Regions from separate parts of the Mus musculus genome. Here region 1 is linked to region 2. A link is a loop called in an ENCODE intact Hi-C map of the cell type or tissue named here. Cell type or tissue: heart. All regions are shown on one strand. Each heading gives the region's core, and the rest is flanking DNA. Links, peaks and the distances in the headings are about the cores only. Region 1 overlaps Miat (myocardial infarction associated transcript (non-protein coding)). Region 2 overlaps Sez6l (seizure related 6 homolog like).

Evidence for each region. Hi-C counts contacts between places; a loop is a spot of excess contacts. Peaks named below come from ENCODE experiments on the same cell type or tissue, not always from the same donor. Only the 100,000 strongest peaks of a DNase experiment are listed, where the experiment ranks them.
Region 1: a loop joins it to region 2, with 12 times the contacts of the local background. A loop is called at or near these places in 11 of 42 quality-filtered maps.

What each region holds. Positions count from the first base shown.
Region 1 is chr5:112,208,726-112,219,862 of GRCm38, reverse strand. It overlaps Miat (myocardial infarction associated transcript (non-protein coding)), which reads left to right. Exons shown (of 7, transcript NR_033657.1): 7 at 1-6,635. 1700028D13Rik (RIKEN cDNA 1700028D13 gene) reads right to left here. Exons shown (of 3, transcript NR_045378.1): 2 at 10,211-10,323; 3 at 9,861-10,096. Among named protein-coding and RNA genes, the nearest start is that of 1700028D13Rik, 7.5 kb to the right of the region's middle. In heart, for the core only: a CTCF peak has its summit at 5,266 (motif pointing left); a DNase peak (open chromatin) is centred at 5,302; H3K4me3 peaks cover 677 bases; H3K27ac peaks cover 950 bases; H3K27me3 peaks cover 1,165 bases.
Region 2 is chr5:112,420,556-112,431,370 of GRCm38, reverse strand. It overlaps Sez6l (seizure related 6 homolog like), which reads left to right. Exons shown (of 17, transcript NM_001253916.1): 13 at 2,801-2,995; 14 at 4,613-4,645; 15 at 5,646-5,757; 16 at 6,646-6,748; 17 at 9,333-10,815. The coding sequence ends at 9,362. Among named protein-coding and RNA genes, the nearest start is that of Gm6588, 23 kb to the left of the region's middle. In heart, for the core only: a CTCF peak has its summit at 3,897 (motif pointing right); no DNase peak of the experiment used is centred there; H3K27me3 peaks cover 2,271 bases.

The sequences.
Region 1 (11,137 bases), core at 4,072-6,571, 210 kb after region 2:
AGGCTCAGAGGAGGAGCTGATGGGGAGGAGTCCAATGTCTGTCTTTGTCTGTTTTTCTTTCTTTCTTTCTTTTTTCCGTTTCCATTCCTTTTCTTTTTTTGTCTGTTTGCTGCTTGAGTGATGAGTCTGTTTGGGTGTTTCCTGGGGTGAGGCTTAGCTCCCTGCTGGTTGTGGGAAGAGGACAGCCAGCCAGTCCTGGTCTGGGAGGAGCCTGGCTAGCCCCTGTGCTATTCAGCACAGGAAGGAACCTTGGAAAGAGAAAGGGGGCAGTCTAAGATAAGGAGACCTAGTAGGGAGGTTCACAGGCAGAACCATAGCCCCAGCTTCCTCTAGTCACTGGAGAATGGGCTGCACCCAGTCAGTTACAAAGGCTTTGCCCAGGACATGGGAGTGCCCAGCCTGTACCCCAATCCATATTGCATAGCTGCAGAGGGACAGAGGCTGGCACATACTCCCTCCTCAGGGCCCAGTGCCCAGTATAACCTGTCCGTTCTTCGCCTCTTGTCATAGCCCTGGAGGAGGGTCTACAACCAGCAACGGAGCACTGTATGGCCTTCCTTGGGACAGTCTAGAAACAGGAATCCCTTGACTGGGGTAGGGGTGGGGCAGTTGCTTATTCTGCGTCCTGGCCTGTGGTGCTCAGCCCCAGAGACTCACACCACAGGACTTGAGGCTGGCAAAACAAGACCAAGGTGCCAGCGGTAGCTTATGTCTTCACGGGGTCTTTCTCTGTGTCCAGAGTGAGTGAGCGAGGCTCCAGGGATTTGTCCATGACAGCCTTGCCATTTCAGGACCCAGGCTTACGAATGACCTCATCTGAGCTCGGTGGTCTTGTCTCTCTGTGCCTTCACAGAGGGCCTAGAGATTCAGCCTGTGCCTCTCGGGGGAGGGGGGGACTCTGACAGGGTGGTCTCACAGACATGAGCAGCTAGTCTCCCCTTCAGAGTTCCTCACATAGGAAGGAACAGACAAACATAAGATGGGTACAGGGTTGCTGGCATTGTGCCAGTTGTCTTAGGGACATACACGGTGGCTGCAGCCAGTACAGAGCCAGCTCAGGTCTCAGGGTACCCTCTACAAGCCCCCTTGTCTCTACCAGCTTTGATTTCCACATGTCATGTGGACCATATGCTCTCTTGGTGGCCTAGGCAGCTCTCAGGCAGACCTGTGCCTGACTCAGTGCTGGGCACTCAGCAGATGCACCATACAGTTCTGTTCAGTGGGAGTGTAGGGAGTTTAGGTGAGGGTTCATCTGGGTTGGATACAGTCTGATCCAGAGGCATTTCTGGCTGGGCCACTCAGGTCTGCCTTGCTGACCAGTCTGGAGCAGTGGCCACCTTTGGTTTCTGTTGTAGCTTACCATGTTTTCCAGAAGGAGATGAACCTTGTTTCCTGCTAGACCATGGATCCCACCATGGTTCTTTTATTTGTGTAGCCATCTTGGGAAATACAGGTGCTATGCAACCACACCTCAGACATTTACAACTTTGTAGTCATCAGAGAGAAGCTGTGTCCAGGAAGAATTAGACAATAGGCAGTCAAGAGAGGCCAGCTCTGGCACGAGGGAGGAAGTGACTTCCTAGTCAGGCTGACCCCCACTGGGACGTTGGAGGATGAGAAAGGTATGGCTTGACTGAGTGCTTTTGGAAAGAAATTAAAGCAAAATTCAAATAGGTCAAATACAGGGTAGGACTTTTCAGAGCCTCAAAGTGCTAATGGGCACCTCAGACACTCAGGCTGGGACGGAAGGATGAGATATTATCTGTCTTTGCTGGCTACAGAATTATTTTCTTACCAAACATATAGAATGCTGGGAGACAGCATTAGGCTTTAGAAGTGCGCTCAGGTGTCCTATTGTCGCCTGGGAGGAAAGAGAAGCTGGAGGGGTGGGGCTTAGGGGAGTCCAAACTTTGCTTTAGGACTCAGGCTAGGTTCCTTGCAGTTCTTTCTTTGTAGAGGAGGCCAGTGGTGGGAGCAGCCAGAGACCCGGGAGTTGGTGATGGAAGAGATGTTCATTTTCAAGGGCAGCAGCTCTGGGGGGTTGGGGTTGGTAGTGAGATGCTGGTGTGTGTGTGTGTGTGTGTGTGCTGGTGCGCACACGCACAAGCATATGAGGAGATCCTTCTGGGAAGAGGCTGGCCACAACCAGGCAGGGGGTTTGCACTGAGGACAAGCTGGGTACATTTTTAGCAGATCTGAAGTGTCTGTGGAGCTCCAAGACCCACAGCCTAGAAACGGAAGCTCTGGGCTTCCAGTATGGGGTTCCTACGGTGGGTGTTGATGGGATATAGAGGCAGACCCCCTGCCCAGGTCAGGCCCCATGCCCACGCTGGTGGGGACAGGAGGCCTGTGGTGGGGAGGCAGAGGGCCGGAGGGGGGTTGAAAGGGGAAGGCTGCATGGTGTGATTAACCTACTAACCAACCCAGGGCTCGGCCAGGACGCTGTGGCACGCGACGAGATGCCTGGCCTTCTGTCAACCGACTAATCCACTAACCTGGCCCGAGCATGTCCTACTAACCCCGCAGCAGCCAAACCCTACTAACTCTGCAGGCCAGGGGCCTTCCCAGAGGCTGGGACGCGGACAAGGCTCAGGAAGGCCCTGCCTGGGGGCTGGGATCTATGTGCAGACCCATCCTGCGGGACAGGGTATGCTAAGAGACTCACCAACTCTGCCGCTCCCTGCTGGCGGAACGGGACCCTTCTACTTCCCTTGATGCCCGTGGTGAGGTGACCGAGGTGTTGCCGCATGGCAGGGACTTCAAAATGGAATAAGACACGCTGAGGGCGGGCCTCGGGGGACTCGGTGGTACGCCCATTCTCTGATCTCGGGTGTTCTGCACACAGACCCTTCTACCTGGGGCAGACATGTGCTTTGAGTCCTTTAACGTCTCTTCCCTTTCTCCCCTCTTGCCAGCTTTCTCTCCCATAGGCAGCTCTTTTGATTACTAATTGTCTAACCCCGGGGCACCCCACTCTGCACCCTGCTGCCCCTTAACTAACGGCCACCCCGCTGCCTTCTTCTCTCTAGTGGCTCCTGTGTGTGTCTGCTGATGCTGTGCTACTAACCCGGCCCTACTAACTGGTTTCTCTTCTTACTAACCCAGCCCTGCCGAGCTCTGGGCTTCCTGGGGGCTGGTCCCTCCTTTTGGCAAGCAGATGTCCCCAGGCTGTCCAGGCCAGATCTGAGGCAGGGGACAGCCGTATTTAGTGACGCCCAGAGGAGGAGGAGGAGGAGGCTGTCCTGTGGACGTGGGACGCTGGGCTCCGAGCATGACCTCTCTCCTCTGTGCACAAGTCTGGTTGCCACCAGGAGTGGATGGGACCAGGGGACCTCGTGGGAACCATTGTGGTGCCCGTGGCTCTAGAATTGGCAATTCTGGGCCCTACCTAGCTGGGGCCCTCTGTGATTTAGGGCAGGGAGAGAGGGGTAGGAACATCAGGGGCTGGCCATCTTGTACAGGAGCTCAAAGTGTGTGTCTGAACCCAAAGCCCTACCTGGGAGCTATAAACATGTTTCCTAAGCAGGAAACATGTGAGGGGCCATTTCCCTGAAACACCACAGCGCAGAGAAGCCCGAGGAGAGAGGGCATCAGGAAGTTTGTAAGAGGGCCTTTCTCTCAGCCTGAGAAGAGATGGCCGATGACCAGTAAGAAGGTTCTCCAAATAGGCGGTCAACTAGCCAGGCCTTTCCCACTGAGAGAGGCGGAAATCTCAAACTGGAAGTCTATTTGGGATCATTTTTCACACAGGAAGTAGGTGTGAGGATATTTTTTTCCCTCAGGAAGTGTTTAGAAACACTCTCTCCACACTTAGAGAGGACAGGCTGCCAGTTGTCCTGATGCACAGTCGGGAAGCGTCTCTACGGGCCCTTAGGGCTTATGGGAGGGGCAAATGGGTGCCAGGAAGTGAATCTTAGAAGCCCACAGGCGGATGGGAAGTCACCCCAGCTCCTTGTTCGGTTTATATCCATGCCCCTGCCCCAGCCAGCCTCCCCCAGAGCCCGCCAGCTGCTAAGCCAGGGCCACACCTGGGGGTGATTTCATGCCTCACCTCCAGTAGGCTCATGGCCTCTCTGGGCTAACCTCTGGCTCTTTTGCACTAACTCTAGCTCTCCCCCAGCTAATCCCTGCCTTTCCCTGGCTGCCCCAGGGGCTGACCACTAGCAGCCAGCCCCGCCCACCCGCGGGGCTCCAGGCTCCTTTAAACCAACCACCCTTTCCTCTGGACTAATGTTTGCCTTTCTGGTCTGTTCCTTCCGGCAGAAATGAATGGCTGTGGATTTCTCTCTGACTAACAGGTCTCATACTCCTCTCCCTGTTACCACTAACGGCTTGGATGATGGCGGCGTGGCTGGCGAGGGATGGGCGGAGGTGCTGAGCTTGGTTGCTATGGGGAGGATGTAGCTAGTGAGAGTAGACACGTGACCGGTCTGGGTCAGAACTTCCAAATGTCAATCAAAGTGCTAACCGGGCTGGGGTGTGGCTCAGCCCAGAAGAAAGGATACTGTCTACTGAGCATTTTGGTGGGACCAGACTTACAGCTAACCTTCCATGGGTGTGGCCACTGGCTCCATCCAATATAGCCTTACAATCTACATTGGCCGTTAGCTCCTGTAAACTACAGCGTCAGTTCTTGCAAGCAGTTCTTAGCTCATATAGGAGCCTAAGACACCTGTCTGGTGGGCCCAATTTGTTACCTATGGACTCATTGAGCACAAGGTCATGGCCTCCCTTGAGTCTTTGTTTAGGAGACTTACGGAGTTTTGGCCCTATGACAACGTCAAACTCCAGATAGAAATACATTCTCCATCGCTTACACCCTAGAGTAAAATAGTTCGACCTTTACCTTCAAGTCTTCTAAGGCAGATCTTTTACACAGGGTAGGTGTGCAGAGGGCAGGGAGTGTGGCTGGCAGGGAGTTAGGAACCCTTAAGGCAAGGGGAAGTCCTCTGGAAGCAGCGGCAGAAAGCCATGAGGCCATAGGACCCTTGTGGAGCTGAGGGTGACACCAGATTGAAGTGGGCAAGAGAAGAGAGCATGTTTCACAGAGTGATCTGGAAGCCAGAGCTTAGAAGGCTGGAGGTTCAAGGACAGGCTGCCTGATCTGTTGGTGCTGTGAGAACTGCTTACCCACGGGCTTAGGACTGACTGTAGAGATGCCAGAGAGTCTACGGAGGGACCTGAGCCACGGAGGAAATGGAGAGACCCCGTAGGAACGTGGGTTTACCTCCAGGTACGGCTTGTACGTACTCGCTGCTGCCCTCTCATGGCCAATCTTCCACATTTCACCAACAATGCCCTGAGAAAGGCTGCACAGGGGACTTTGCTCCGGAAACTGAGCAGAAGCCTGATCACAAAAGGCCTGACAGCGTCCCAGTTTGGGACAGTAGCTGGTCCCTGGTGGCTGTAATTATGTGTGGTGGGCCCTGGATACTGAAGGGGGCAGGGATCAGGAGAGCTAAGACGAGGTAGGCAGGGAGGGCTCGCTGAAGGGGGATCATGCCAGCTAAACCTTGACAGGCAGGGAGGGCATGGCTGGAACAAGTCACGCTCGATTTAGGGTTAGAGAGCAACCAAACAAGAGTCTGGAAGATTCATGGGGAGGTGTATAAAGTGAGAAGCTCAATATGTGACAAGCCCCAGGCCTCATTGGCTGTAAAAGACAGACTTCATTCCTTGGGATACCAGATATAGTCTGTAATTGTAACCCCAGCAGTTGCACAATAGAGACAGATCTCTGGGGTCTGCCTGCCTGCCAGTCAGCCAGTCTAGCTAGCATCATATGATCTGAGAGAGAAGGTGGCAGGCAGGGCCAGAGTTCTCAGGCTGCCTTGGTCGAGTCAGCCCAGGTGGGGCAGGGAGGAGCTTGCCTTGTGCGCTGGCCACATTATAGAAACCACCAGAACTTCTGGTAGCTGGGAAGACACTTCGGTCCATCTGGAGAGGAGCGGGGGTTCATAGTGTGCCACCCTTCACTGGGGATCGTGAGAAATCCCCGGAAAGTAAGGGACTGAGGGGACAACGAGGAACTTGAAACTTAACACAGGCCCCGGTGGTGTGCACCTCCTCCAGAAGATCTGGAGATAGGTGGTGTTGGCAGTGATGGTGGTGATGGTGTGTGTGTGTGTGTGTGTGTGTGCATGAGAGAGTGAGAGAGACGGTAGAGAAAAGAGAGGCTATAACTCGAGAAAACGGAGTCCCTGAGGCTCGTTCTAATCGCCTGCATCTGGGCTGCCCCTGCCCCCTAATTCCATTCAACTTTAGGCTTGTTTGAGCAGGACACTGTGCGAGCGGGACTGGCCTCTTGTCTGAAGAGCTCATAGCCTGCTTGGAGGGAGGAGCCTCGGTGGCTCCTCCCCGAGGGTGGGGCTGGAGACAGCGAGGAAAGCCTGGTCCTGTCCACTCTGGAATCTGTCTAGGGAACCCATTGTTTTATAACCATCTCAGCAAAGTTGTCTGTTCCATGTTGTTCCTGCTGGGAGAGACTGAGCGTGGGGCCCTAGAAACCTGATGTAGATTAAAAGATGTAGATACTTCCATGGGTCCAGCCACAATTACGGGCTCTTTTGGTTTTCATGCTTGTAGCTGCCTCTGTGTAAGATGCCATTTCAATATTAAAACCGACACACACTGGAGAGTGACTGGTTTATAAGGGAGAGGGTTGTCATGGGGGGAGGATCAATCAGTGGGATTTCTGTTGCTGGGCGAGCTGAGTTGCTGGTGAGCCAAGATTGGGGCAAGATGGCTCAGCTGGCAAAAAGGCTCACTGCAAGTCTGATGGCAAGCGGGCAAGTCTGATGGCATGTTTGATCCCTAAAACCCACAGAAGGGAGAATAGCTCATGAAAGGCTGACCTCTGACCTCTCCACGTGTGCATCCTGGGGTGTAGCCCCCTTCTCCAGTGCAGAAAATAGAGCTTCTAAAAGTTATGATGGCAAGGGGACATCTCAGTGAGTAAAGTGCTTGCCATTCAAGCATGAGGACCTGAGCTCAGATCCCAGCAGTGAGTCACGTAAAAAGTTAGATATGGTATGTGTTTGCCATCCCAGCACATTGGAGGTAGAGGTAGGCAGACTGCTGGAGGGCACTAACCAGCCAGCCTGGCCCAGCTAAGCTTCAGCTGTCAAGAGTCCCTGTCTCGAGCCAGGCATGGTGGCACACGCCTTTAATCCCAGCACTTGGGAGGTAGAGGCAGGCAGATTTCTGAGTTCGAGGCCAGCCTGGTCTACAGAGTGAGTTCCAGGACAGCCAGGGATACACAGAGAAACCCTGTCTCATAAAAAAAAAAAAAAAAAAAAAAAAAAAAAAAAAAAAAAAAAGAGTCCCCGTCTCAAAACGTGGATCACCCATCTCTCTTTGGGAACATAGGTGTGTCTTTGAGATCTTTTTTTCAGAACAAGGTTCTAGGCAACCAGAGTGAATCGTCTGCTTGGGTGTTTTGAGAAGTTTGGAATCAGGGTTTGGGTAGAGTCAACCCAGGAACCAGTTCGAGTCTGGGCATGTCCAGTTCCGTGCCGTGTCTGAAGGAGAGCTGGCTCTCTTTGAGCTGCCATCTGCTCCGAATGATGGGGACCACGGTGTAAGTCAGTGTGGGAGATGTGAAGATTTGCTAGGGTTCTTGCTAAGGTGAGCTGAGCTCTTACCATGCCCCACCAGACGGTGGAGCGGAGGCTCAGGCACTGTGGGGCAGGATGGACCATGAAGCAGGGCTTCCTGGAAGAGGCCAAGAGGAAACAGCTGCCACAGGAATTTAGGGTGGTTCCTTTGAGATCTGTCATGCAGTCCTGGGGAGATGGGCAACAACATGAGACCAGGCAAGGGGGCAACAGCAGAGGTCCAACTGGGCCCTCTTCCCCCTGGTGTACGAGACCCTCAGCTCAACACTGAAGACAATCTGCTTGGCCAATCCACCCGTAGTCATGACTTGTTTCTCACTGTGACAAATTGCCCGTCAGAGAGCACATGGAGGCAGAAACTTGTCTGACTAAGATGGTTCAGGCTGTCATTAGTTGGCTACTTGGGCAGAATATCATGGCGGCTGGCGTGTGTGTTCACCTCAGAGTAGACGGGAAACAGAGCAGGATGATAACAGAAAGAGGCAAGGTTGGGCACAGTCCTGGGTCATCCACCTCCCCACCAGGCAGGGAAGTTTCAGGCCCCTAGTTGGGTGTTCACACCACAGGCTCAGTTTACACCACAAGTCTAGCTCATGCCATGAGTCTGTTTTACACTGTGAGTCCAGTTCATACCGTGAGTTCACACAAGTAGTTTAGTTTCATACCACGAGTCCAATCCACACCACAAGTCCTGTTTCATGCCACGAGTCCAGTTTCACACCACGGGTCCAGTTCACTGCACAAGTCCAGTTCACACCATGAGTCCCGTTCATGTTTCAAGCCCAGTTCATGCAGCAGGTCTGGTTCACACCATGAATTCTCACCACGGGTCCAGTTTCACACCACAAACCCAGTTCACACCATGAGCCCAGTTCACAGCACAAGTCTGGTTCACACTGTGAGTTCAGTCCACGCTATGAGTTCACACCATGATTGCACACCACGAGTCCAGTTTACACTGCAAGTCTGGCTCATGCTGCAAGTCCAGTTCACACCAGGAGTCTAGTTCACACCATGATTTCACACCACAAGTCCATTTTCACACCATGAGCCCAGTTTTAAACCATGAGTTCACACCCCGAGTCCAGTGAATCGTGGGTCTCTCAGGTGAGAGCCCCCACAGACACACCCAGTGCCGCAGCAGCTCTCAAATCTAGTCAGGTGGGATCCCTCACTCTGGGTCTCTGATTAAAGGTTTGTCAAGGAGATACAGTGTAGTCACCTGGGAAGGGATTGTGTAGATCAGGCTGGCCTGTGGCCGAGCGAGTCTGGGGGATCTGTCGGACTCCATTAACTAATGTGGCAAGGCCCAGCCTCAAGGCGGCTGTGTTGCTCCTTGTGTTTGGAGCCTGAACTGAGAGAGTAGAGACAGGATAGAGCATACATTGGCTGTGGGTCATGTGACCAGCTCCTCCTTCCCAGCAATAATGAGGGGCTTTATTTAACCTTAGGAGGAACAATGCATGCGCATGTGCGTGTGTGTGTGTGTGTGTGTGTGTGTGTGTGTGTGTGTGTGTGTGTGTGTGTGTGTTACTGTTGTTTTCAAGTTTTTTCCCCCGTCTGGAGATAAACAGAATAAAGCTAAGAAAGATATTCGGGTCCCCTTCCTACCGGCTACTTCCACATGCCCGGGACTCAATGGACCACTCATAGATCCCACACGATGTGGCTGACACTGTCCTATGTTAACCAGGGTGCTGGGCTCACACTACAGAGGTGACACCTGTGTGGGGCTCACAGTCCGGTGCCGGGTGCTTTAAATGAGATAGAGATGAGAAACTGACTTGGGACATGGGTAATAAAAGGGTCCCACAGAGAGATATAAAGCCACGCTCTTGAAAGTCACTATTTTCCGAAGTGGAGCAGGAAATCTGTAGGTCTCTTCCTTGGGTGGCCTGTTGGGGAGTCGCTACGTGCTGGCTGCAGTTCACAGGAGTGGCCAGCAGATGGCAGCATCACACAAATCCTCTGCCCCCTCTCTACTGGGCTGGGACTGAACCCTCTGCCTACCTCTGGGGCTGCTCTTATGGGGGCAGCGGTGGGTTCCAGGGTTTCAGGAATTTGAGTGGGGTCTGGCATGGGTGGGTGGGGGCAAGGAGCTGTAGCAAGTGCATCTGAGGACGGAAACTCTGGAAGCGTTTGAGAGACGCAGAGCCGGCAACTGCCCTCCCCAAGCCCCAGCCTCAGGTTTTCCCTCTGCAAAACGCGCACGCAGCGTTTCTAGGTTCCATGCTACCACGCTGCTCTTGGCAAGGGTCATTTTATTTTAATAACATTGTCCCCCCAAACCTCCTCTGCTGATGGTCAAAGTCTCCCCCAAGATCCCACTGATGCTGGGGCCGTGCCTATAGTCAAGACTCTCCCTGGTTCACCTCCAGGCTGATGGCCGTCCCCCGATGAGTAGACAAGTGGTCACTGCTAAGCTCTTGGCTAGCGCTTGCTGGATGCCAGGCTCGGGTTCAGTGGCAGGAACATCCTGACTGAAGAGCATACTGTTATGGGATCTTCCCTGGCCCTATTGCCTATGGTGTGTGTAGGGGTGGGGTAAGGAGAGGAGTAGTGCTGCTGATATTCAGAGAAGGCAAGATACTTACACAGAGAGACATGGCAGGAGAATTGAGAAGCTGCTTCAAGATGGCTTCCATACACTTGGGGGTGAATGCACGCCAAGTGCAGAGTCTGTCTTCTCATTGACTCTGAGGCTGCACTAGAATGTTATACATACCACCATCACCATCACCATCACCACCATCACCATTACCAAACCAGACCCGTGGCCACAGACGATGATTCTGGCTGCCCTGCCGCTCCTCTCTCCTGTATTCCTTCTTTGGGGAAGGTGCTTTGCCCTGGGACCCATCAAAGTTGGTTATTTGGGTCTTTGATTTCAGTCTCTCGCCCTGTGCCCCGTGCTGCCACCCCATAGTCATAGGCCAGGTCCCCACAGCATAGCAAAAAAAGGATACAGAGCCCTACTCAAGATCGCCAGAGACCTGCCGGATGCTTGCCCTGGGTTTAGGTTCTGGGTCACCCTGGACAAGCCATTCCACCTGCCTGAGCCTCTGTGCCCAGGTAAAAGTGGCATGACCGTAGCGTGTCCTCCCCTGGTGTGGGCAACTGGAGAGTCCTGCACACAGGAAAAGCCCAGGCATGGGGCAGGGGGTGCATCTCAAACTGTGGGAATGAGTCTCTCATTTATGAAAACAAAGCCTTGTCTCTCTCAGAGGGCGAGGGTCATAGGGTGTCTGTAATTCACCAGACAGGTAATGGCCAGGCCTACTTCATCCCCATTGTGGTTTCTTTTGGACCTGGGCAGATTTTTCTTGGAAGCAGAACCAAGCAGGGTGGTGTGGTGTGAGGGCCTGAGGGTCAGACAGGCACACTGGCAAGCCATCCCAGGTTGTCTGTCTCTGAGCCTGTCTGTCTGTTATCTGTGAAGCCACAGTTACTTGGCCTGTGGGTGGCCTAGTCCCTACTGGTTCCTGTCAGCAGATGGACAGACCCTCCTGTGTAAAGGACAC
Region 2 (10,815 bases), core at 2,693-5,192:
ATGGCGAGGGGAGGGGGAGGCGGAGGTGGGGGCACACTGCGTCTGCACTCAGGAAGCAGAGCGTGAACAGGAAATGGAGAGAGGTATAAAACCTCCAAGGCCCGCCTCCAAGACACATGCCTTCCAGGGAGGCTTCACCTCTTAAAGGTTCTACCACTTTCCCAGCCTGGCAACAAGTGTTCAGTCATACGAGCCTGCTGGGGACATTTCACATTCAAACCCCGACACTCCCCGTTCTAGCACGCTGGCACATCGTGGCACGTTAGCGAGATAGGTTAGGTGACTGAATAACAGTTGCCTGTGAACCAAACCCTGGGCTGGGCACTAGAATGCTGAAATGAACACAGTATAAGACTGAGTTCCGGGAAGGAGGGACATCAGAGAGAACACACACCACCACCTCTCTCATGCTGCTGGGGACATTTCAGAAGCTTCTTTGCAAGGGGGCGGGGGGGGGGGCATTGAAATCCCCGGGGACAGAACTGGGTCAGCAAGGAGTCCTTAGGTGCATTTTACAAAATAAGAGGCAACACCATTTGAGACCCTGGCCGTATGTAAGTCACGAGTCTGGGGTCCTTGTGGTGGGGCCTGGACAAGGAGGGAAGGGAGAAGAAGAAGGCCTTCAGTGAGTCTCAAGAGCCTGGCCATACTCGGGGGACGGTCCCAGAGCTTGTCTGCCATAAAAGGAGAGTGGTAATGCAGAAAGGGAGAGAGAAGAAAAGAGACAAGGAGAGAGGAGACAGGGTAGAAAGAGAGGAGACAGGTCAGGGAGGGAGGAGAGAGGGCAGGCAGAGAGGGAGAGATGAGAGAGGGAAGGGAGGGAAGGGAGAGGGCAGGCAGAGAGGGAGAGATGAGAGAGGGAAGGGAGGGAAGGGAGAGGGCAGGCAGAGAGGGAGAGATGAGAGAGGGAAGGGAAGGGAGGGAGAGGGTAGGGAGAAAAGGAGAGAAGAGAGAGGGTATAGAGGAAGCAAGGAGAGAGGAGACAGGTCAGGGAAGGAGGGGAGAGGGCAGGCAGAGGGAGCCCCTTGCTTGACAAGGCACTGGTGTTTACTGTAGGCAGGCACAGTCACAGGGGAGGTGGCCCTGGGGGACAGTTGGGAGCAGTTGTCAAACCCTCCAGTTCCTCTGGGTCTAGGCAGGCCACTTCCCCTGAGTCCTGAACCAGCAGGGTTACACCAGGAAAACAGATGGAAGACAGGGACGCCTAGGTCACGGGCTCTCCTCCGGGCCCTTCTCTCCTGTTCACCTGGGTATGCCTAAAGCTGATGACAAAGCTCTTCTGAACTAGCTGGCATAGGAGGGGACGCCAAAAGCCACCGCTATTCTCAAACCAGCGTGAGGGCCCACAGGTGGAGCTCTATGTAATAGGGAGATGCCAGAACCTGTGCACATCGTTAGTAGGAATAAGCGTGGGGAACCAGCAGGGAAACAGATGGTACCGACGTTCAAGACTGTATACAGGCCCTCAAAAATCAAAACAGGGTCTGCTCTGGGACCCGGTGGTGGTTTTTCTAGGTGTCTACCCCAAAGAACCAGAAGTGGGACTCAGCAGGATTTGCACCCCCACGGTGACATCAATACTGTTTACATTAATCTAACATGTGAAATTTGGACACAGGGCATCATGGTCTGCTCATCCACGGAATACTATTCAGCCTTAAAAAACAGAAGTCCAGCCCTAGCCAGGCCCAGGGAAGCACACGTCGTTAATCCTAGCACTCAGGAAGCAGAGGCAGGCAGATCTCTGCGTTCCAGTCCAGCCTGGTCTATGGAGTGAGTTCCGGGACAGTCAAGGGCTACACAGAGAAACCCCGCGTCAAAACAAACAAACAAACAAACAAGAAAGCAGAGATGCTTATGATACAAGGCAGGAGCCTTGAGGATCTGGTGTGAGAGGAAATAAGCAGTTCTCCCAGAGTACAGTCACATCTTTCTTTACCTTCCTCGAGTTCACCGAGTCCGGAAACTGGAGGAGGGGAGATGGGCCTTAACGCTAGTGGCCCCAGCATGGGGCACCGAGTCCTAGAGGTCGGCTGTTCACAGCTAGTCGGTAAACTTTATGAGGATTTTGCCACAGTTTAAAATCTTGTACATGTCTGAGGGGTTTGCTTCCTGGCAAATGGCTCACCCACCTTTAAATCGGCCTCTGCCCGTACTTGGCGTCTGCAGTACCCGAGCGCAGCCATCAGGGGGAAGCGTGAGCCTATTGGTTGCAGCCCCTTGGCTTTTTGGCTTCACAGACAATTGACCCGGATAACGGGTTTTACTGCGTGGGCACTGCTGGAGGGAGGGAGGAAACACTAGACAGTTCGTGGCAGATGGCGTCGGGGAAGGATTCCTGGAGAAGTGCGTGACAAGGCTAGATCGGAACACACCAGAAGAGCTCTGGAGGAGTGGACCGTCTTTTTAATCGATAATCCATCGCTACCACCATCCCTCCCTTACTGAGCGCCCTCCAAGGGGCGAAGACATTCTCCGTCTCTTACACCCAAGCCCTTGTGGAGTCCTGCAGCCATATTCGCATTTGCTAGGGAGAAAAACTGAAGACCAGAAAAGGTCTAATACTTTCTAGAGATGGCACAGCTAACAAATGATAGAACCTAGATTTTATTTAATTTTGCCCAGATTCTACAACCCTATTCGCTCTGTGGTACCCACGTGTCATCTGTATCCAGAGATGGGAGACAGAGCGGGAACCATCTGGGCACAGGGTGGGGTTCTAGAGAGAGGATGCCGCCGGGTGGGGCTATGTCACCCAGAGCCTGGGACTATCTCAGAGCCATGTCTGGCTTCATTTCAGCTGAGGAGTCCCTGGCGTGTGACAACCCAGGACTGCCTGAGAACGGGTACCAGATCCTGTACAAGCGGCTGTACCTGCCCGGAGAGTCCCTCACCTTCATGTGCTACGAGGGCTTTGAGCTCATGGGCGAAGTGACCATCCGGTGCATTCTGGGACAGCCGTCCCATTGGAGTGGGCCCCTGCCCATCTGTAAAGGTAAAGAAAGAGACCCAAGGAGCCAGGGTGAGGGCTATCTCCAGGGGAAACTGAGAGCTTGCTCTGGGGAGAGGAGGGGGTCACAGAATACAAATCCAGTGGGTGCCTGTCCAGTCTGGTTTCATTTCTTTTCTCTTTTTTTCGAGACAGGGTTTCTCTGTGTAGCCCTGGCTGTCCTGGAACTCACTTTGTAGACCAGGCTGGCCTCGAACTCAGAAATCCGCCTGCTTCTGCCTCCCGAGTGCTGGGATTAAAGGTGTGCACCACTACGCCTAGCCAGTCTGGTTTCTTCATTTGTTCATATATTTGTTTCTTGAGACAGGGTATCATGTAGCCTTGAACTTCCTTTGTAACCAAGGCTGGCCTTGAACTCCCATCCTCCTGCTTCTACCTCCTCAGTGCTGGGATTGCAGGTGTGCGCCACCTCACCAATTCTTGATCCCTTTTTGTTACTGTAACAAAATACCTGAGAATGGATACTTTATGAAGAAGTCTGTTTGGTTCAGGGTTGTGGAGTTCAAGGCACGACTCTGCACCTCTGGGGGATGCATGCCGCCTGCTAATGCATCAGGGCCATCCCTCAGTGGGACAAAGAGAGCATGCCAGCTCTTACAGAGCCACTGAAGCCCAGCCATGGCCCCCTCTGAAACAACATCAACCTATAAATCTGGGCACTAATTCTGAAGCCGAGAAGCCAGCTAGCTTCTCAGCAGAGGGCATCACTGCTCAATGGTGACTTCAATTAGTCAGAATCTAATCAGGAGTCCTGGGGCCTGACAGAGGATGCATGCAATGCCCTGCACAGCCTGGCCGCTCTCAGTGCAGTTTTCCACTTAAGCCTTCACTTGCTTCTACACTCTGCATCCAGGAGTGCCCTGGTGGGTGCAGTTCAGTGCTTGGCCACCAGGTGGCTTTGGTGATAGATTATCATCCCCAGCACCTTGAACTTCAGGGTTATAAAAAAAAATACGAGTTTATGAAAATAATTTATATAGACTACTGATCCCAGCCAATAACTATGGGAGGTGAATGTAATACAGTCAGTATCAGGGTCTTGAGTCACACATCCTTGGAAAAAATATATAAAAGACTCCGTGAAGATATTACATAGTTAGAGGTGGTGTCTTACACCCACCAGAACAGCAATTGAGAGGCTGTCGATGAACGTTCAGGCCAGCACAAGAGGCTGTCTTGAAAACGCAAAACAAAACCTTAAGAGCTGCGAGAGAGACTAGTGCCGCAGGTTGGAATCCCAAGTTCCCAGCTTAGACACTGTGTGACCTTTGAGGTCTCACTGCACTTCTCTGAACCCATTCGCTCTCCTTTAAAATAATGATAATGAACCATCACTGTGTAGGAGATTGGCAAGAAGTGGGTGGGAATGCACGGGCTCTTGGCGAGATACAGAATGTGTGTCATGTGCCATCACAGTCCATGACACTGCGGATGCTTGCCCATCTCCTTCCTCTCAACATCGCAGGAGGTACTGTGGGGAACTGCCTTGCAAGACACCATTGGCCCCATGCTCACCCCACACTCCTGGGGACCATCGACCCCCTGTCTGTGCAAACAGTGAACTTCCTCTGAGTTGACACTGCTTCCTGTTTTCTGTTTCAGTTAACCAAGACAGTTTTGAACATGCATTGGAAGGTGAGTCTTCCTCTATCTTGTAAGTTCTAGCACATCAGGCAGCTGTGTTGATAGGTTTTCCCGGGGCCTCCGGACATAGCTACTAGGGCTGGAGAGAGAGATAGACGGTTAAGAGAGTCCACTGCTCTGCAGAGGACCAGTTTTGTTTCCAGCACCCATGTGAGGCAGCTCACAACCTCGGGCTTTGCTCCCTGGCACAGTCGCCTCTCCTCCTGGATGTGGCTTGTTCCTATGGACAGGTGACAACAGCTAGCCAGGATTCTCTCGTTTTTGAGACTCCTTCCTTCCGTTCACATCTTAGTCACATGTCTCCTTGCCATGACAAGATTCCCAGTGGAGGCAGTTTATGGGAGGAGGGGCTGATTGTGGCTCACAGGCCACATTTTCACCCATGTAGGTAGTGGCTAATGTGTTACAGATGGGAGGATGGCTGAGCTTTGTGAGACATGGCCAGAGAGGGCTGCAGAGGAGCTCAAGCTTTCTAGAACCAATGTGAGAGAGGAGGATCCCAACTCTGCTAGGAAAAGGCTCCCAGGCCCCAGAATATCCACCAGGATCTCTGCAGTTGCCACATGCATTGGGGGCAGCAGGAAGCTGGGCAGTAGAGCTGTCCACACTGCCCCGAGCCACCCCTGGGCACATCTCACAAGCGAGCTCTAGAATGGGCCCCAGCCTGGTGCAAGCCATTCACAGAAGTGGCCAGAGAACGAGGCAAGATGATTGTAGAACTTTGTCCAAGTGACTCCCTGGATTGAATTTTTAACCAGATTTCTGCTTTCCTATGGGTTTAGCATGAACAGGGTTCGAATTGGTTCTCAGCGACCAAAGGGTCACCACAGCCGAGGGTACAACCCAGCTTCTGCTCTGTTTCCTCCACGGCTCTTCTGTGTCTAAGGCTGTGGGATATCAGCTGGGGAGGGGCACTCACTTGAGAGCCAGGTTCCCCGTGGGGGTGGGGCTCATGGGAGACTAGAAGCTCAGTGGCTTGTGTGCTCAGTAGCAGAAGCGGCAGCAGAGTCCTCACTGGAAGGTGGGAACATGGCGCTGGCCATCTTCATTCCGGTCCTTCTCATCTCCTTGCTACTGGGAGGAGCCTACATCTACGTCACGAGGTAGGCTGGGTTGTGCCGTTGTGAACCTCACCTCTGGGGCCTCAGCATCTCTGCCTGACGCTTGGGTACAGTGGCCTCGTGTGCCTCGTGAGAGGCTGTGGTCAGAATCAGAAGGCGTCTTGGTGACTTTTTGGGGACAGTCATCCCTCTGTTCACTTAGCAAATGTAAGGGGTGTCCCAGGGCTTGATCCCAGGTGCTGAAGGTCACAGAAGTTGCCTTCAAAGGACAAAAAGCCACGTCTAGAACAGTCACACACACACACACACACACACACACACACACACACACACACACACATCTTCCTCACGATTTCAGAGCCACCGCCATGTGCCAGAAGCCTCTGGGCTCTGGGAACATCGCAGTGAGCAAAGCAGACTCCAGTGAGGAAAAGTAGCTGATCTCCGAAGCACAGGAGGAAATCAAGGACCGATAGTCGATAAACAGAAGAACCCTGGAGCAGAGGTTGCATGCTCCGGTGGAGTGGGTAGAAGAGACCACGCTGAGTAACACTTCTGAGCGGGCTTTAAAGTGGTAGTGAGTGATGTGGGAGGCTGGCAGAATGGTGTGTGGGTGGCCCTTGTAGACCTCACCCCTGCCTTTCACAGCACAGCGTGTGGTGGGGTGCCATCCAGGGAGACACTGGCCGGTGTTAGAAAGACACATAAAGTACTTCACAAGTCAAAGAGAGGGGGGAGGGGAGAGGGAGAGAGAGAAGGAGGGCAAGGCTAGCTTGCTGCAGCCCTATGGGATCATGGGTGAAGAGCACTTGCAGGTCCCTCAGTGGGACCCCACCAGCTCAGGGCTGTGTCTACCCACCCCATGCCCTTCACAGAGCCCTGGGGCATCAGGGTAGGGGTGCAGCTCCATCACTGTTGTTTTTCCTGCAGGTGCCGACAATACTCCAGCCTCCGCCTACCCCTCATGTACTCCCACCCCTACAGTCAGATCACCGTGGAGACTGAGTTCGACAATCCCATCTACGAGACTGGGGTAAGTGGTCCTACTGCCCTCCTGGAGGGCTTCCCCTTGCCCTCCCTAATCCCGGAATGAGCAGAGTGCCCGGACAAGCCATCAGTGATTAGAACCCAGCTTGGAGCTTCCAGGGGCAGCTCTTGTGTCTAGCTGAGCTCCACTCCTTAAAAGCAGTGTGGCTCTTTCTGCACCTTGCTGTGCAGGCTCCTTTGGACATCAGGAGATGATGCAGATCAAGCAGGTGATGAGAGAGGGAGAAGGGGAGGGGAGAGGGGAAGGGGGAGGAGAACCTCTTGACCTCCCTGTCAGGAAAACCTCACAAAGCACTCTTCCATGAACCTGGGTGGCCAGGTCACTCACTCTTTGGAGCCTCTGGGTGCATCAGGAGTTAAGCGAGGGATGAAGGGTGGGTTGCTGCCCTCCCGCGGCTTGCATTCGAAGTCCTTCTGTGACTAGGATGAGCAATGGGAACATGTTCAGGTGGCAACAGCAGGAGCTCCCCACTCTTCCAGCTTTGTCCAGCCAGCCAGCATTGGATGTACCAGGCTTGTGCACTGCAGGTGGCTCAGCCTGGCTGCAGGCTCACTGCAGAGGGCTGCAGAGGTTGGCTATGTCCACACTAGGCAGCGGGACCCTTTCAGCTCCCTCAGAAGCTTCCAGCATCGCCAGGAACTGCAGTTGTGGTTATAAAGCTGCTACAGGTACAATCACACACAATCCTGTGAGCGGAATAGCTTGGCAGAGCACACAGCACCAACAATGGTGTGTGATGTGCCACATGACCCTGGGACTCTTCTCTGTGACTCAAGAGGACATGGAGGGCCAGAGAGATGAAAGTGGCTCGGACAAGGCTGTTCATGCTTGACTTGAAATCCTGAGCCTCAATCACACTGGCCCATAGTTATGATTAGTTATCATCCTGAAGGACCACGGAAAGCTATCAGGTCCCGTTGCTGCATGGTGGTTGGGGACCCTTGAGGTGGGTGGAAAGAGTTAATGAAGCTGAGGTGTAGACATGGCTGAAAGTTAGATGATGTCTGGCAAGCAGGGCTTGTGAGAAGGTCTGAGGTTCATATGGGGAGCTTCCAGGCTTAGGGCTGTGTGACAGATCTGCCCTCGAGCCATTGTGTCGTGAGAAGTCATTTTCCCTGCTATTAGGAAACAGGCAAATCCGCCCCTTGTCCACACTGACCTGCCACTATTTTCTGCTTTGACCTCCTGTGTGAACTATCCCCTATATGAACACTCTGCTCACAAGCCACGGGTTCACCAAGGCTCAGCCAGGATTCACACCACCCTGAATCACCACACCACCGTGATTGCTTGGACACGGAGACTTGTGGGTAGTAACAGAAAAAGAGGCAGTTTACCAACAGAAACGAATGAGCTTGAAAATAAGCCAGAATTGGATTGGCCGGGGGTCTGTGACCTCTGATGGGTCCCTTCCGAGTTGTAGAAGTTCTCTGCTCTGGCAGGCTGTTTTGTTCCCTTAAAGCTAAGGATGGGCTTCCGGTCATCTGAGGTTGGCTTTTTCCACATCTGTCTTGATGCTTCTGGAAGCCCCTCCCCTATTCTCCCACCTACCCAGACCTGACCTTCGGAAGGTGTTCCTCACATACTGCCCACCGTATTTCCCATCTGCCAGAAAGTGTTCGATGTGACCTTAACTGTGTTAGCCTCACAGGAAGTGACTGTGGCACTTCCAAGTGGGAGCCTGTGACTTCATTGGCTCCTGGCCCTCACCTCTTATCCACTCAGTGGAGAAGGGGACCAGCCACAACTATATGGTCTTTATTCTCAGATCTGAGGTGAAGGTCCAGCTGGTGGTGACGGAATTTAAAAGATGGATTTGTATCGGCTGGGGAAGTTCCGATCACCTTAGAGTCGGAGCACATCCTGAGGCAATGGGAGGCTAGTAGCATCAGAGGGTTGGGGTTCCCAGAGTACCAACTATGTCAGCTCTGCCTCCCCCATCCTCCATCTTTGCAATCACTGTGTGATGATGACTCTCTGCTGGCAGGCCTGGGGGGGAGAGAAGACAACCGGGTCCAGCTAGTTGCTCTGGGGTTGAGTTGGATAGTGAACACACCCTGGCTGGGAGTCAGTCAAAGCCAAGGAATTCATTTTATTGTATCAGTCTTTTGTTTATATAGAATTGAGGAAGGAGGTGGGGATTTTTGGTGAGGTGAGAAGGCTTAGGGGGCAGGGAAGGGTGACGGAGAGTATGGGGTGACTGACAGGGCCAATAAAGTTATTCTACATAAGCGGTAGCTAGGCAAAGGTAGGCTTAAGCAGGTGTGCTGAGTCACTCCAGTACAGAAGTGAGCAGACAAGTCTCTAAACTCGAGCAAAGGCTCAGACTTTCTCACCAAGCCTCCGTATCAGGCCAAATAAGGCTCAACAACTATGGTCACAGAGTTGCGGGAGATCAGACCCCAGAAGACGACACAGCACATCCGCACACCTGTAACAGTGATTGAGCAGAGCAGACTACAGTGTAGAGCCCCAGGCCAGGGACACAGTGAGGTATGACACCTTAGAAGCCTTGGGATGTCACTCTGCCACTCAGGGCTTAACCCATCTCTTTTGCTCTGTCCTACAGGAAACAAGAGAGTATGAAGTTTCCATCTAACAAGAGCTGCCCTGGAAAGAGGGACTTCAGACAGACAGACAGACAGACATGAACTGTCGGGACCTCCTCAGACATTCATCAGAGACCCTGTGGCGTTGGGTCGCAGCCCAGCGTGGCCGCCATCTTTCCGCTACACTGTTTCTTCGCTATACTTAACTATATTTAAAATTGAAGGCTTTGACACCGGTGAGTTCGGTACATTGAGGCTGCAGCCAAGGTCGCACGACGGCCTCCGTTCCCAAGGCAGGCAGAGTGGCAAACTGCAGGTCAAGTTGGATCAGCAGTGCCAGGCTTGAGCCGCACCCGTCCTGCATGGTCTTCGGCAACACACCACAGCACACTCGGTACAAACGGAAGCCCCAGAGTTGTTGGAGTGTGTCTTGCAGAGTTGCCTTGGAGTGGAATTTAGCCTGAGTACTTAAAGCCCATATTTCCCCTCCAAAACAAAGTCTGTGTCCTCTTTTCTGATTAAAAAATTCCAATTTAAAAAATTCCTCTAAAAGGTCTTTACCCCATCTTCTCCTTCCTGTGGCCTTCCGAAAGCAGCAAAGATTTTCCCAGAATTCCCTGGGGCCCAAGGAACGAGAATAAGATGAGCAGGCAGACCCTTTCTTAACAGGTGATAAGCCCAAAACACTGTCAGGGAGGAGACACAGATCTCCTGTGGAAGGGGACTTCAAAGAGGGATAGATACTGGATGAGCTCTGTACTGGAACCCACCACAGCTGGCATGGACATCCTGAGACTAGGGTCATAAATCTACAGACAGTTGGACTACAGAGTCACCAGGTCTGCAGGGGAGGGAGGGCTACATCCTGACCTGAAAGCCAGGGATCTGCTCTGATTTCCACCTGGGCTCCTAGGCTGTCTTGGCCTTTGACATAGCCATGAGAGACACTGCCTCCCAATCTTGTTCTCACAAACTCCCTGGCAGGGGAGGTGCTGAGAAAGAGAGAGGCCCCTCCCTGGCCTCTGAGTCTCTGGGGGAGCAGGGCTGAGGGGGTGGGGAGGTGGCATCAGTACCCAAGCAGATTCCCTGTAGGCAGAGCATGGTAGAAATTACAGGCTTAACAAGGCACAAGGTCCAGCCCGAACGTCAGTAAAAACAAAATATTTCCCAACAGCAGACCCTCCCAGCCTTCAGCGACTGCTCCGTTAGCCTTCGTTAGAGGCCGTGGCCCTCCAAAAGACTGTTTCCTAAGTTCAGTCCTTAAGAAAGGTGTCAGAGTTAGGTGCTGGAGGAGACAGCAGGCATGGGGAGAGCAATCACTTGAGGACCATGTCGTGACCAGGGGGTGCTCAGCAGCCAGGCATGTGAGCAGTCAGCCTAGAGGACCCTCCCTGTGTTCTCCTGTGCTATCTGGGGTTGTTGTGTTAAATCCCTGGGTTTCAAAGAACAGAAAGCACTTTCTGGCTGCAGGACTATAGGGAGATTACATCTTCTCAGCCCTCG